Linked DNA regions of Homo sapiens: region 1 is linked to region 2. A link is a loop called in an ENCODE intact Hi-C map of the cell type or tissue named here. Cell type or tissue: PC-3. All regions are shown on one strand. Each heading gives the region's core, and the rest is flanking DNA. Links, peaks and the distances in the headings are about the cores only.

The links. Peaks named below come from ENCODE experiments on the same cell type or tissue, not always from the same donor. Only the 100,000 strongest peaks of a DNase experiment are listed, where the experiment ranks them.
Region 1: it touches region 2 in a loop (2.3-fold over the local background); 2 of 110 quality-filtered maps call a loop at or near these places.

The regions. Positions count from the first base shown.
Region 1 is chr10:52,650,535-52,658,226 of GRCh38, reverse strand. All of the region lies in intron 1 of LOC105378305 (a long non-coding RNA gene), which reads left to right. Among named protein-coding and RNA genes, the nearest start is that of MBL2, 120 kb to the left of the region's middle. In PC-3, for the core only: a CTCF peak has its summit at 4,465; no DNase peak of the experiment used is centred there.
Region 2 is chr10:52,700,241-52,707,932 of GRCh38, reverse strand. All of the region lies in intron 1 of LOC105378305 (a long non-coding RNA gene), which reads left to right. Among named protein-coding and RNA genes, the nearest start is that of MBL2, 69 kb to the left of the region's middle. In PC-3, for the core only: no CTCF peak of the experiment used is centred there; DNase peaks (open chromatin) are centred at 3,792 and 4,292; H3K4me3 peaks cover 1,630 bases; H3K27ac peaks cover 1,929 bases.

The sequences.
Region 1 (7,692 bases), core at 3,266-5,765, 50 kb after region 2:
TTACCAAAGAATTTCTCTTCCATGCCTGTTTAAAGTGTGTGCCAGAAAAAAATGGCCAGAGTGAAAATATCGCTAGATTAGGGACTTAGCATAAAGGGAACACTGAATCATTCTATTAATTATTGTCTTTGAGGAAAATACTTAAACTAGAGTTAAGGGCCCACAAGGGACCCAAGAAACAAGGCTTGAATAAGTCCACTATGAGAATAATAAAACGATGTCATCTTAGTAGTAAAACATTAAAGTAAACCTAGAAAATTAACTGGAGATGTAAATTATTTGAAAAGAGCTTTGAAAATAAGAGATGGCAACATTGTATTTTCTCCCTGTGTCTAATCTGCATGGCATTTTGCCCACGGGATTGAAAAGTATCAAAGAAAGTCAGCAGACACTCAAAGATGCTAACTAATATATTATTCTGGAGAAAAAGGGTAATGGTGGAAAAGAGTTTTTCAATTGTTGATACCAAGAAACTTCTATTTGCAAAAGGCCCTTTCACTTACTGACCCCCAATACATCAACATTAAATGATAAATGTTTTCCATTTTGAATGCCCCATCTCTACCAATAATCACATTTTGATTCTGTCTATATGTTAAAACAAACAGTAACAATAACAATCCAAAAATATAACCATGTTACCATTTTTTCCTCTAAACTTTTGGAAAAATTTCTATAATTTCATGCAGATGTTGATTAAAGATGCATGACTTGAGTCTTCAACATGATAGATAAGATACCTAAGGTATAATTATTTATTCATTATCTAAGATTTTAACATTTAACCACTGAAATTAACTTTTGTCACTTCCCACAAGTTGAACCCCAAGAGTAACAGTCAAGTACAAATCCTATACGTATGGTTTTGTTAGCAGAGCACGCATCTAGTAAAAATCCAATGGACAAACTCATGCTTAAGCATGAATGTAGAGGGCAAATTTGGCAATGCGTGTGAGAAAGGCTTGAAATTTTGCTTGCAATTTGATCCAGAATTCCCAGCTTTCAAAATAATTTTAAGGAAGTATGCAAACTTTGTGTGCAAGAACATTTGATGTATAGATTGTCATGAGACGAAAAACAATTAATTAAATGTTTAATAACAAGATATGGTTAAGTAATTTGTAATACATCTACCTAATGTAATAAAATACCATTATGGAAAACATGTTGCTAAGAATGTACAAGAACAATAACATGGTAAATGGTTCATGATGTATTATGTCTATAAATAAAAGTCCATAGAAAAAAGGCAGAATAAATACATTCTAGAACATGATTATTTCAGGAGATAATTGGCTATTTTAATTTTTACACTTTTATTTATTTTTTATTTTCTAAATTTCAACTTTTGTTATGAAAGAAAAGTTTATTTTTTATTTTTTAATGTAAAAATTTGTTCTCAATCCTCAGAGTCCCAAAAGGAATAATTAAGAATCCCTAGAATCTATGCCAATAACTAGAAACTGGACTGAACAGGGAAGGTATTGAAGATTTCTTTCTACCCTACAGCTTTTCCCCCAACACAGGTTTTGTTTTAGGTATTACTGTCATGAAATACAATACATGATGCTCTTCAGCCAAAAGCATATTATTTATTCCAGAAGTTCCTTAAAACCCTAGGAACCCGAATATATTTTTACTTGTGAGCTGGGATGGATACTATAAAAAACAAACAAACAACAACAACCAAAAAAACCTTTTAAGATATGCTTGGCTTTTGTTCTTTCAACCTTGTACCCTAGAGTAACATTATCCAGTAGAACTTTCGGTATTGATGGAAATGTTCTATATTTGCACTGTACTTTATGGTAGTCACTAATACATCTGGCTAGCGAGACTGAGAAACAAAATTTCTCATTTTATTTAATTAAATGTCAATAGCCACATGTGACTGGTGGCTACTCATTGGGCAGTGTTTGGGAACAGTTATCTGGATGTTTCCTGTTCTGAACTCCACCCTGGACCTGTCCAGTATTTCCAAGCAATTCTCTACAAAACACTTATCCTCTCATTTATTCATTCACGTATTAACTACTATAACAATTTTACTAAGTATTGCATGCTAGTCTTGGTATTAAGATCTGTGTTACTGGACTCAGTCGTCAACAAGACAGCCACACTCCCTGTCCTCAGAGTTCACATAGTTTAGCAGAAATAAAGATGGTTTTCTTGCCTCAAATTGTATCTTCTGTGTTTTGTCTCACATACTACTGAGAAAGAAAAAGATAGATTCTGGTCCATGAAGTCATTTTTTGCTATGCTGAAACTGTATATTCACAAATATATTCAGTTCTGCCTCGGATCCCATCAAAGGTCCTTCTTTCTCCATTGGGTGCTTTGAGTCCTTCCAGGATCCCTCCCTAAGACTGAAGTGTAGGTGTTTTCCTACTGGGTTTCTCTTCCTGGGAAAACAGACACTAGTTAATTCTTCAGAGCTCAAAGCCTAATTCATCTGAGAAAATGGGAACTGGAAGCACTGTATAAATCAAGACTTTTCTCTCTGCCTCTGGGAAATGAAAGTGCTTTCTCTACTAGCTAAAGTTCACGGAATAAAACCTAATATGTCATCAAATTCAACTTTTATTGATCCTCTAGGATGTCTAAATTATTGAACTAGGTATTACGGGTCATCAAAGACCCAAAAGACTTGGTCCCTGTCTTCTACAAAACCCAAAATTGAATAGAACCCAAATAAAAGTTACCACATGACTTCACTTTCTTAAAAAACGTAATTCCACCAGTCTTCCTAAAGCATTTGAATGGAAAAAAAAAGCGATCAAAACTTGTGTACAGGCCCATGTTTGGTTCATCTTTCCATCTCAAACAAATGTAAAGGGAGGATCTCAACACAGTATTCAAAATTATATTCAGCCTGGTAACAAAGATAAAACTACAGTTGTTGTGTAAAGGAGATTAAAATTCAGTTGGAAACATGTAGTTCGTGTGCTACATACATGCAAAAGTATTAATGAAAAATCTCAGTGAACTAGAGTTCTTACCAACAGAGAGGCCCACCTATTAGTCTCTAAGGGTCCTTGAAATGTTACCCAAGTGGCTCAGGATTCTGCACTCCATTTTGAACAAAGGTCACAGTGGTGTTAGAAAGTCTGAGGGCAAACCTGCAATTCCCACTTACCAGTTTTGTAAGTGTGAGCAAATTATTGAGAGCCTCTAAGTTGCACTTTTCTTACCTATAAAATGAAGGCAGAATCCACCTTAGTTGAATAATGTAAAAATTAAAGATAATATATGAGCAGGGCCTAGCACTATGCTTGCTTGTAATAGTTATTCAATAAATGCTAGATGGATTAGAGGATCGTTTATTGAGGAGATATTTATTGCCAAAGTCAAACAAATAGGCAAATAGACAAACAATTTATATTATAGCTCAGAAGGTGGGTCTTCCCCAACACAAGGCAATGTAAGAAGCACCTACACTGTGTGAAGAACTAGATAGACCACAGGTGGCCTTCTCAATCATGATAGAGAACAAAGAAATGACTCTCTCCAGAAAGAAGACAATCTGCAATAAAATCTTAAATAGTCCCAATAACATTACAAGCAATTTGGACTTCTCTGTATGTCCAAATGCTCCTCTATATGTCCATGCTTTCATGATGTCTCTGAATATTTATCTTCCCTCTGGAGAAAAGACAACTCCAAATGACTTTATGCTGAGCTTGAAGCATCTGTGGTCAAATGGTGAACTGGCATCATTATTTCCATTTTACAGATAAACTTAAGAGAGTACTGAGAGATAAACCGAGAGTGTTGAAAGTTCAAGGGCCCTGCCACTATCTTACAGGAGCAAAACTAAAGAGAGAGTACCAAGAGATAAACTGAGAGGGTGCTGAGGGTCCAAGTGCCCTGCCAGTATTTCCCAGAAGTGAGGCTGGAAATGAAACGAAGTCTACACTGCTTTCTGCTAGGATGTGCTAGGTAAATGCTCTCCCTAACCTTAAATAGCATTTGTCTCTGTTATTAGCAGCTATTAGTGAAGACACTAACCTTAACCACATTTCCCTTGTCATTGTATTTGTTCATTTACCAAGAAATGATGTGATGGTATTATTATTATTATTATTATTATTATTATTATTATTATATTTTTTCTTTGCAACAAAGTTTTGCTCTTGTTGCCCAGGATGGAGTGCAATGGCGTGATCTCGGCTCACTGCAACTTCTGCCTCCTAGGTTCAAGTGATTCTCCTGCCTCAGCTTCCCAAGTAGCTGGGATTACAGGCACCTGCCACCACACCTGGCTAATTTTTGTATTTTTTTAGTAGAGACGGGATTTCACCATGTTGACCAGGCTGGTCTTGAACTCCAGACCTCAGGTGATCTACCCAAATTGGCCTCCCAAAGTGCTGGGATTACAGGCATAAGCCACCACACCAGCCGATGTGATGTTATTATTTCAGGCTCACATCAACGGTATTAGCACTGGATGTCACTGTTGTTCCATGCAAACAGAACACAAGTGTGCCTCTTCCCTCGTGAATTTCAGAAATGACCCAGTTACTTAGGGAACAGCTCATCATGTACTTTGGCAGAACCACACAGTACTCCCCACCCAGCCTGGCATTGGCATTGCTATTTTCAGATTCTAAATCTAATCTATTCCAAGAGCAAGAGTCCAGGGAAAAGGCCATTAAATGTCTGAGGCACAGAGTCTATACAACATCTGACACTGAAATTACTAGAAAGGTCTATTTGCGAGCAAAAATTTCTGCCCTTGCTATATATTTTATTTTTGAAAAAACCTTAATACTTTAAATGCAAATATGAATCGAATGAATTTCATCATTATCCCATGAAGAGTTCCAGAAGGATTTCTTTGGTGAATGAAACACAAATATTAACTATTGCTTCTTCTCCCACTCACTTCATAATCATGTAACAGCCAGTTATCAAGGCTACAAAAGGTCTGAGTCTGACCTTCTAACCTGCTCTTGGACATAAGCAAGCACAGCAGGCAATGTATTTCAAGGCAATTACAGGCATAACTCGAGTATTTATAGGATACAACATTGTAATAGAACTATCTTTTTGGTATTTCCGAGGTAACACTTAAATCCTGCAACAGTGGTGGCCCATCAGTGGTGGGAAAAGACCAGTTCCTCCTGAGGGTGGAAAATAATCTTGTAGTTCAAGTTAGTGAAGGATGGGCATTTCTTCTTCCATTATATTCAAAGTGGAATGAGTGTGCTGCAGCTTTTTTTTTTTTTTTTTTCATGATTTCCTCATGATAATGTTGCGGTTACTTTAGCAGGGGGTGGAAAACTGATAAGTGTAATTGCTGTAATCACAGGATGTATAGGATGTAAATATTTGCAGGGCAATTAAAAACTATTTGCCTCTTTAGCTTCTTAAAATAAGAGGTACATCTGAGCAGCAAACAAGTGGAGAGTTTAAGAAAACAAGCAGAAAAGATTTTTAAGTGGCAAGAATATGAGATGATTTATCGAGCATTCATTTTGTGGTTTGGTCAGATACGAACGTTGGGGGAAAAGAGCAAAATATTGTGGATCAGGAAAATTGTGTCATCAAATAACTAAAAATAAATCTCAGAAGAACACCCCAGGGTTATAAATGATCACAGTGTGTGGCATTGTCAATTATCCTCTCAAGCTGGCACATTGTTTAGGAGGATGTCTAACTGCCAAGTTGTTATTGTAACAAGCCAACGGGCTTGCCTCATTCATTAAATACATGGAGGATGGTAGTCAAAATAAACCATGCCAGTTGACCACCATCCAAAGTGGCAGTTTTTCTTTGAGAATAAGGTTTTCTTTTTCACTCTTGCCTGATTCATATGTAAATACTTCCTATTTCTCCTAATGTTTCAAGAAACATTTTGATTGTATTTGACTCATATCTGCTAAATTTCTGTACATATTATTATCTTTACTACCAGTAGGGATAGTGAAAAAAGTAAATTCTACATTGTGTTGATGAGAGAGTTTGTATAAGGTAGGAAAGAAGGGGGTTGAACAGCATACAGATACTTCTACAGCCAGGTTAACATTTACACACGCCAATTAAGTTGTACAAAAATAGTAATTTGTTATGTTCTATAATTGACCTTATTTTGCCCTCCATCATGCTGATTAAAAAAAAAAAAATCCCAAACAAACAACCCTAAAACCTGATGAACAGTAACTCTGTCTCTTGTGGTTTTAAAGGCTCTCAGGTTAAAACACTCTTTTTTTTTTTTTGAGACAGAGTCTCAACTGTGTCACCCAGGCTGGAGTGCAGTGGCACGATCTCAGCTCACTGCAACCTCCACTTCCCAGGTTCAAGCAATTCTCCTGCCTCAGCCTTCTGAGTAGCTGGGACTACAGGCATGCACCACCATGCCTGGGTAGTATTTTTTTTTTTTTGTATTTTTAGGAGAGATGGGGTTTCACCATGTTGGCCAGGCTGGTCTTGAATTCCTGACCTCGTGATTCGCCCACCTCGGCCTCCCAAAGTGCTGGGATTACAGGCGTGAGCCACCGTGCCCGGACAAAACACTCTTAAGGGTAAACAATCATTTTGGATTTCTTACCTCTTCAATGCTTTTAGGATGGTATCTAGGGACATGCAATCTCGTGAGAAGAAGTAAAAGACAGCTATGATCCACAATTTGTCCTCTGCCAGCCCTGCTGACTCTGACTGATGAATAAAAGGGAGGTCGTGGCATTGTTCTCTCTCCTTGCTGCATGTGTTTGCTGTAGTATCTGTGGATTCTAAAGCTAAGGTCTGTGCTGTCTGGGTAGACAGAGCTGAGTGACTGCTTCTATGAAAGTCAGCAAACTCCTCATGCTAGTGAGGCTCTGAACTTTGATTCTTTCTGGCAGCCTTGATTCTCTGAGACTTATTGCCATTTTCTTGGGGCTGTTGACCTTGCAGTGGTCTCCACACCTCGAGCACATGATAACCCCTTGGCAGTTATGCCTAATTTTATTTAGTTATTCTGTCTTTTCATTCTCGACTCACATAATTCTTCCCTCACATGGTCATGCTGGAATATCTGGGCCTTTTCCATATCAGGTGCAGACTGTAGACCAGGGGTTTTCTGTCCCAAGGCTACACATCTGGACCCTTTCTCTGCCTGTTACTGATCCAGCACTATGCGCCATGTTGCACGATGCAGGAAGCAGAGCAGAAGCTTCGCTGTTCTCTGATTTCCCCTTGCACAATACAGAATCCAGTTCAGAGGCTATCATATGCCTCTTCTCTCTAAACCTCACCCAAAGGACCTTGGGCAGCTTGCTCATCCTCACCTAAATCACCTGGTTTTTACAGCCCCTCATTTTCTAATCTCAGAAGTTGAAGAGTTTTCTATTTCTATTTTCTATCCCAAGGAAACACCATCTCTTTTATCTTTCCTCACAGAGTACCATAGCAAAGCTCTAAGCCTTAAATTCTAAGTTCGATCCTTGATGTAAAAAGGAAGCTTTAGGATTTAAAAAATCTATTTTTCTTAAAAAAAAAGTAAAATCATGACTTGGTAGATATTATCTTGCTCTGGATAAAAAAAAAATTGAATCAAATTTTTCAGACCGAAAATTGACTTCATTCTCTATCTTCTTACAAGTAATTACAGGCATTTGAGTCTCTGGATTAAGGATTACGAGGTAACAAAAAATGGAGAAAATCAGTTTGGTGTCTTAAAAATATATCATCTCACCTAAACTGCTTATTCAA
Region 2 (7,692 bases), core at 3,227-5,726:
TAAAGCAGAGTTCAAATCTCAGACTTGTCATAGGTTGTGTGACTTTGGCCACTTACTAAAGTTGTCTGAACCTTAGTTTTTTTCTGTACAAATGGAGACAACCTACCTTGCAGTGCTTGGGAGAATATCTAGGAAGATAACAAATATCTACAGTGCTTAGCACAGGGCTTAGTATATGAAGGGTTTTCCATAAAAGGTGGTGTAAAGGATTATTATTAGTATAGTCATGAGTTGCATAATGCATTTTAATCAGTGACAGACTACACATACAGCAGTGGTCCCAGAAGATCGTAATACCATATTTTACTGTACCTTTTCTGATTTATATTTAAATACACAAATACAAGGCATTGTATTACAATTGCCTGCAGCATTCAGTATAGTAACATGCTATACAGTTTTTAGCCTAGAAGCAATAGGCTATACCATATCGCCTACCTGTGTAGTAGGCTATACCATCTAGGTTTGTGTAAGTATACTCTATGTCATTTGCACAACATCACCTAACAACACATTTCTCAGAATGTATCCTCATCCTTAAGCGGCAACCCATGATTGTATTATGAAAAGCAAAGCATGAATAAGGACATCAACGTTCTAATTTAAGTGATAATTCTTTCACTTGTAGGTATTACACCTTGAATCAGTTATTAAGTCTCTTTACAGGCTCGTTTGTTTTTAAAGTCTCCATTCTTATTCAACTTCAGTAGCACTGAGAGTCTTACTATAGGCCTTGCTTAACTTAGGAAGGAAAGGACACTTTTAAGAAGAAAATGGGCAGAACAAACTCCCTGCATCTTCTCCATTATCGGCATAGACGACTTCTTTTGAAAATATCATATAGAGTTTTACCTTTTTCATTTTAAAGCTGGAAGTCATAAATCTTATCATCTGCCTCCATGTTAAAATACCAGCATTGTCACAGTGCCACCATCCTGGGAGGGAGGGTCCCTTGGGTTATTGCAAAACTAGAGGGTTATGATGTACAGTTTAAGCTAATGAAGGTAGGCTTCCAGTCAGGATGTGGAGTCACTCCCTGCGGTGAGGCCGTTAAATAGCCAGGAATGAGACATGTCTATAATTAGAGAAGCATTAGGCGTTAGTGATCCCAGTGACCAGGGAGCCTGTGCCCAATGGCCTAGTCAGACTGGCTGGCTACCCACCCAAAGCTATTTCCTCCATCATTCAAAGTCAGAAGCAATGTAATGAGGGGTGGACTAACAAATTCCATGAGCTGAAACTATCCATTCAAAAAAATAAATAAGGTTTCTGAAAAATAGGCTTGAGCATTTCATATGCTTAGAGAAAAACAAAAGCAAAAACAAAAGCATGGTATCCACTAAAGCAGCAGATTGAGAAAAATGTACCTCAGAACTATGAGTAGCAAACCACAGACTATTATCACATCATTGTTCTGAATCATTTCTATGGTCTGAAAATAAAAGCCAAGAAAACTGCAACAAGTCATTACGTTTCTCTGGAATATATATTTATTTAAAATGCAGTAAGTGTTCCTTGTCAGGGATCCCAGTATAATCAGCAAGGCTTATAGGCCTAGAATATTTTGAAAATGTGGGCTGTGAGAAAGGTGGCAGAAATGCTAGTCTACCTTCATTGTTTCACAGATGAGGGAATCAAAGCTGAGGAGAAATAGAAGGAAAATTAATGTAACCATATCTATTAATTAAAATGCATTGCGTGGTGGCTGACGCCTGTAATCCCTACTCTTTGGGAGGCTGATGCAGGTGGATCACTTGAGGCCAGGAGTTCGTGACCAGCCTGGCCAACGTGGTGAAACCCTATCTCTACTAAAAATACAAAAATTAGCCAGGAGTGGTGGCCTGCACCTGTACTCTCGGCTACTCAGGAGGCTGAGGTGGGAGAATCGTTTGAACTTGGGAGGAGGAGGTTGCAGTGAGCCAAGATCATGCCACTGCACTCCAGCCTGGGCAATAGAGTGAGACCCTGTATCAAAAAAAAAAAAAAAAAAAAAGCATTACGTGCTTTTTAAAACTTCACTCAATTTTCATTTTTGGCCTTATTTAATCTTCAGTCCAATCTAATGAAACAGTGATTATTACTTAACATTGTATTCCCAAGAAAACTAAGTAACAGAGGGGATGAGTAAATTTGAAGTGCCGTGTTTGAAACCATTTGCCTCCAGGTGCTGTTTTCCTTATAACGACATATTCCATGCCTTGTCTAATATCTCATCACTACCAATATCGTTAGAAACAATAATAGGATCTAGATTCTATTTTATCAGGCCTTGTATTCCTTTTAGCAGGTGATGCCGCAGACCTACAAGTTCTGAATACATTTATGTGCATTCATTTGCTTGTAGTTGTGAAAATTCAGACATTAAAAAAGAAAATTCCCTGAAAGAATTGAGTTTATCTCAAACCTGTCCACTGAATACTCTAGTAATATACCTATTGATTCATTCATACATTTTATCTGTTTTGTTTATTGCTTTATCTCTATTGCCTAGAACAGTACCTGGAACATAGCAGGTCTTTACTAAATTTTTGTTAAAATGAATGAGTTTATGATGTTTCTGCAACGTCCTGCTACACACTGCTCCAGGGGCTAGGGCAATGGTGAAGAAATACAAGGTTCTTGCAATATTAACCATTTTTTTTTTTCTTTTTTCTTTGAGATGGAGTCTCGCTCTGTCACCCAGGCTGGAGTGCAGTGGCGTGATCTCAGCTCACTGCAAGCTCCACCTCCCGGGTTCATGCCATTCTCCTGCCTCAGCCTCCTGAGTAGCTGGGACTACAGGTGCCCACCACCACGCCCGGCTAATTTTTTTGTATTTTTTTAGTAGAGACGGGGTTTCACCGTGTTAGCCAGGATGGTCTTGATCTCCTGACCTCGTGATCTGCCCGCCTCGGCCTCCCAAAGTTCTGGGATTACAGGCGTGAGCCACCACACCCTGCCTTTGTATTAGCTGTTTTAAGGCCCTGGACTAAAGTATTTTTAATGACTTCAGTTTAAATTTACATGTACCAGTGCTGAAAACTATAGAGGAGAGTGCATATAGTCCATAGCAGAAAGTACTTAGAGTTTGATAAAGAGATGAAAGAGAAAGAAGGAGAGCAAAGACTTCAACTAGTCTACCAAATATTTCTCAGATGTCCACTCATTTATTCTTAATATGTTCACTGAGTCCAATGAGACACACAATATGTGTTCTCTGATTTCTTGCAAATCACTTCTTAATTACTAAAGACTAGTGGTTTCTATATTTATCAATATTGTCCTCTATGTCCTTGATGTATTATCACTATTGTTCATAATTTTAAAATTAATTTAGATTTATAACTAACCAGAGTTTACCTAGATGAGCTGCACACACAAAAAAATTATTTTCAAGATCTATTATAATGTGGGGGCTATCCACACAAATAAAGTAAATTGGAGAATTGTTCAACTTATGACTTTGGCAACTATAGCCAGACAAGCCAGGTAACTCAGGCTAATTATTTGTACAGCTTTTTGCTAAATCTAAGTGTGCATTTAACAGAATAATCCACATCAAATTCCTCTTTTCTCCAGAGGAGCATAGCCTTTTCCCATTTATTTTTATGTTTTCAGTTGTTGCTTGTAACTATGACCTCATGTTCCTGTTGATTCAATTCCAAAAGTCCTGCTTCATTAGATTACAAAAAAAAAAAAAAAAGCACCTTCAAATATTTAGACTAACGCATCCTGTGTATTACCAGTCTGGTTGTCAATTATGGTGAATTTCATATGAGGAAACAGTGATCAGCCGTAAAACCACAGAAAATGGAGTCCCCCACCCCCAGTCTCTCTTTAAATGGGTGGAGTTTCCTTGGGGCAGTCTTAATGGCCTTGTCAGCCCGTCTTCCTAATCACTGATGCTTGCTGATACAGCGCACCAAATCACAATTTATTTCACAGTCTTGTTCTATCAGAAAGAAAGAACTTTTGATTTACTGCTAATTAGAATAGGCATGTTTCCCCAGAAACAGGCAAGTTTGAGGGATGATGTAACCAAAACCAGGTTTTTGTGATAAGTCAGAAAGATTTAATGTGATAGAAAAGGCATTATTTTCTCTGTGAAATACACAATATCGTTTCTGTATCAGACGGGAAAGACTGAAAATACTGAAGTCAGTTTTCTTACATTTGAAAGACAGACAGGAAATTTTTTCAGAATGCTAAATCAATCCAGAAGGTATGTATAAAAAATTGTCGGTTTCTGACTCATTGACAAACAGATAGTAAATAAACAGGTATAGAATTTCTATCACTATTCAGAAAGTGTGTTTGCCTGTTTGGCTGGGAATTGAATCAGAAATTACAAGTTAGTTACAAATAGTGATTCATTTGAGAAAAAGGAAAAAAAAAAGTCATAAAATGTGAATTGTGTAGTTCCCAAACATAAGCATTTTGGTATGGACCACAAAGAGAGCAACTCAACAACCTTGCAACTGTCTAAGTATAAAAGGCAAAAATTCTGTGGTTAAAAAATGCTTTCAGTCATTGTATTTATATCACTCAAAATTCCCAAGGTTACAGGTTGCTGTTTTTAGATATCCTCAATTTCAGTGCTACCAATTTTATCTGAAGATTTGGTTTATTTGGGGGCCAGGGGGTAGTTTGGGGAGAGGATATTATATTCCAATAGTTTTACTCAGAAAACAAATGCAAGTATGTCTGAAGCTCACTCTAATATACATTAGAGGAATGGTGCAGTAGTGTTTCAAAAATCTGTATCTATTGGTATTATAGGCTCAAGGAAAAAATCCCCTGTGTATTTTGAGAAATGACAGTGAAATGTATATTTCTCACAAACACATCAATAAATTCCCCAGTAAATAAAGTGAACTTGGACTGGTCCAACTAATAGACCAGCCTTGAGACCCAGGGCAATTATGAAAATTGTACCTGAAGCCCTCAAAATTCTGCTTTACTTTTTAAAAACTGAATCTATTCCAGAGTATACCACTCAGGGGCCTTTAATTAATTCAGTCTGTAAGATTTAATAGTCAGGTCTCAAGCCTGTATTCCACAATGTATCCATTTGCAAAAGGCTACTGAGCATTTACTTTGTTCAGAATCCTTTTATATAAGTATATGACATAGCCTCTGGAAGTTAAAAAAAAAAAAAAAAACTATGTGACTATAAGCTTTGTTTGCTTGTTTTGGTTTCCTGCTTTAAAAATACTGAACTAAACAGCCACACAGTATAGCTAGTCATTAAGCTATATACACATATATAATTATATATATATTTTTTTATTTACTGAAAAAGCCTATTTTAATATAAAATACATATATTTTATTTACTAAAAACTATTTTATTATAAAATACGTCTTTTTTAATTACTGAAAGAGGCTATTTTTAATAGATTAGAAGACAGTTGAGATTTGTTTCAATACAGACAGAAAACAATTTTTATTTAGGGCTACCTTTTCTCTGAGAGAATACATGTAACATGCAGAAGTATATAACTTGCTAAATAAGATGGAAAAAATCTCTGACATTGAGATTTTCTAGTCTCAAACTTTTCCACCAAAATACCCATAATTGGTACCTAGAATAGAAGAAGCTTCTGCTCCTGAAGTGTCTGATTGTTTAGCCTAAAACCAGACACTCAAAATTTAATGTTTTTGAAGGCTCATATTTTTAAAACTGTGTATGGATTTTACATACTATTCAAATATTATTTTTGTTTTTTCTTATTTTCCACCAACTAATGGAGTAAAATTGATAGTCAATGAAGATGCACCAACATGATGGGCCTTCTGGCCTAGAATAAAATAAAATAGCTCTTAAAAGTATGTACATCCCAATTGTAAAGCAACTCATTAAAGGGAGTACCCTTAGACTAGTATAACTTTTTTTTCATAAAAAGTATGTACTTTATTAAACTAAGACTATTTTTACAGCATTTATGAAGGAAAAAATAGTAGTTTGGACTGGCTTTTTTAAGATCAACCCCAGGCTAGAAACTGAAGGGCTCCAAGTTGTAACTAAACCCACACTTGTTATATGACCTTGAACAAGCCAAGCAGGCTGTGGCCATGATTATGTATACAAACCGCCTACATGGGGTGTCAAGAGAAGGTCAGTGTGTTTACTCCAGCTGTTTTTGTTATACATGCGGAATGCCACACAGTTGTTCTGGGTATGGCAGTCAGAGTGGATGCCAGCACAACTGTAATGAATAGACTGCCAGAAACAGGCTGATTATATAGACTAAATGCAGAGTCAAAACAATTAAGAGAATGAATCAAGTAAACCAACATCTTTGTACAAAGATTGTGTAGTCTGAATGAACTATACTATTGATCAGATAATCAAAGTAATTGTTAAAAATCTCAATATAGATTATCTTACATATACGACATTCCTGGCAACTAACACGTATTTTTAAAATTAAAACAATACATGATAGCAAAGTCTAGAACACAGGACTCCATTAATAAACTTCAAGTTTTCAACAAATTCATATTCAAAAGGAAATGAAATTTTAAAAAGCCAGAAGACCTTAAAAATTATTGTAAAGAAATAGCCATGTGTTGGCAAAATCTGGTTTGTAGTAATGTATAATTTTCATGTAAGATCTGAATTTTTAAAGGAAAAGTATACAAACTTATTCATGTATTTACTTAGGATGATAAATTAATTTATCTTATTTACTTTGTTTCATCCTATATTTCAATACATTTTAGTTTGGCCCAAAAACATGATGCAAGTCAAAAATTCCTGTGGAAAACCAGTTTATTAAATCCAGAAATTTTAATCACACCTAATGATAATTACTGCACACAGCTATTGACCCTTTTTAAAGTCCTGAGGTCTGAGATTAAATCTTCATAATGTCAAATAAATAGTAGGATTGGTAGGATTACCTGGCTCAATGAAGGAAAATAATTCAGTCAAAATAATTTATTTGTAATTTCATTTTTCTGTTGTAGTAATATCATAAAATCCTGATTGAGATATATGGGAACTATGAAAATTTATACTGACATACATTATTCAAACTGGAAGATACTTTAATGAAATCTAATATAAACAAAATATAAAATTAGTAAGTGAAAATTCTTAGGAAAATACATAAGGTCATATAGTATTCATCTTTATTAACATAATCTTAAAATTTTTTCTTTCTCACTATAGTATTAAAAGGATGTATATCTGGATTTTTTGAATAACTTTTTTCAAAGTTAATATTTCTAGTGAATATTAGAGATAATTAGAACCTTGGTTTTTCATATTCTTTTTTCACCCTTTATCATTATTGTAAATTTTATAGGAATGATTTTTATTGTATATACTTAAGGCATACAATATGTTTTGATATACATATAGCTAGTGAAATGATTACTATAGTTAAGCATATTAACATATCCATTACCTAACACAGTCACGTATTATGGTTTATATGTGTGAGCATGTGTTAATAGCACCTAAAATCTATTCTTTTAGCAAATTTTTAATATACAATATTATTTAATATTCTTTATACATTATTTAAAAATGTAGACTAAGGGTAGTATATATATTAATACATAATATTATTATTATATATATGTGTATATGTAACTATATTGTGTATTACATATACATAGGATGGTCATACAATTTATCATAAAACCAGGACCCTTTCAATGATGATGGATGCTATTTTACATTGCAACATCAAGCATAAACTG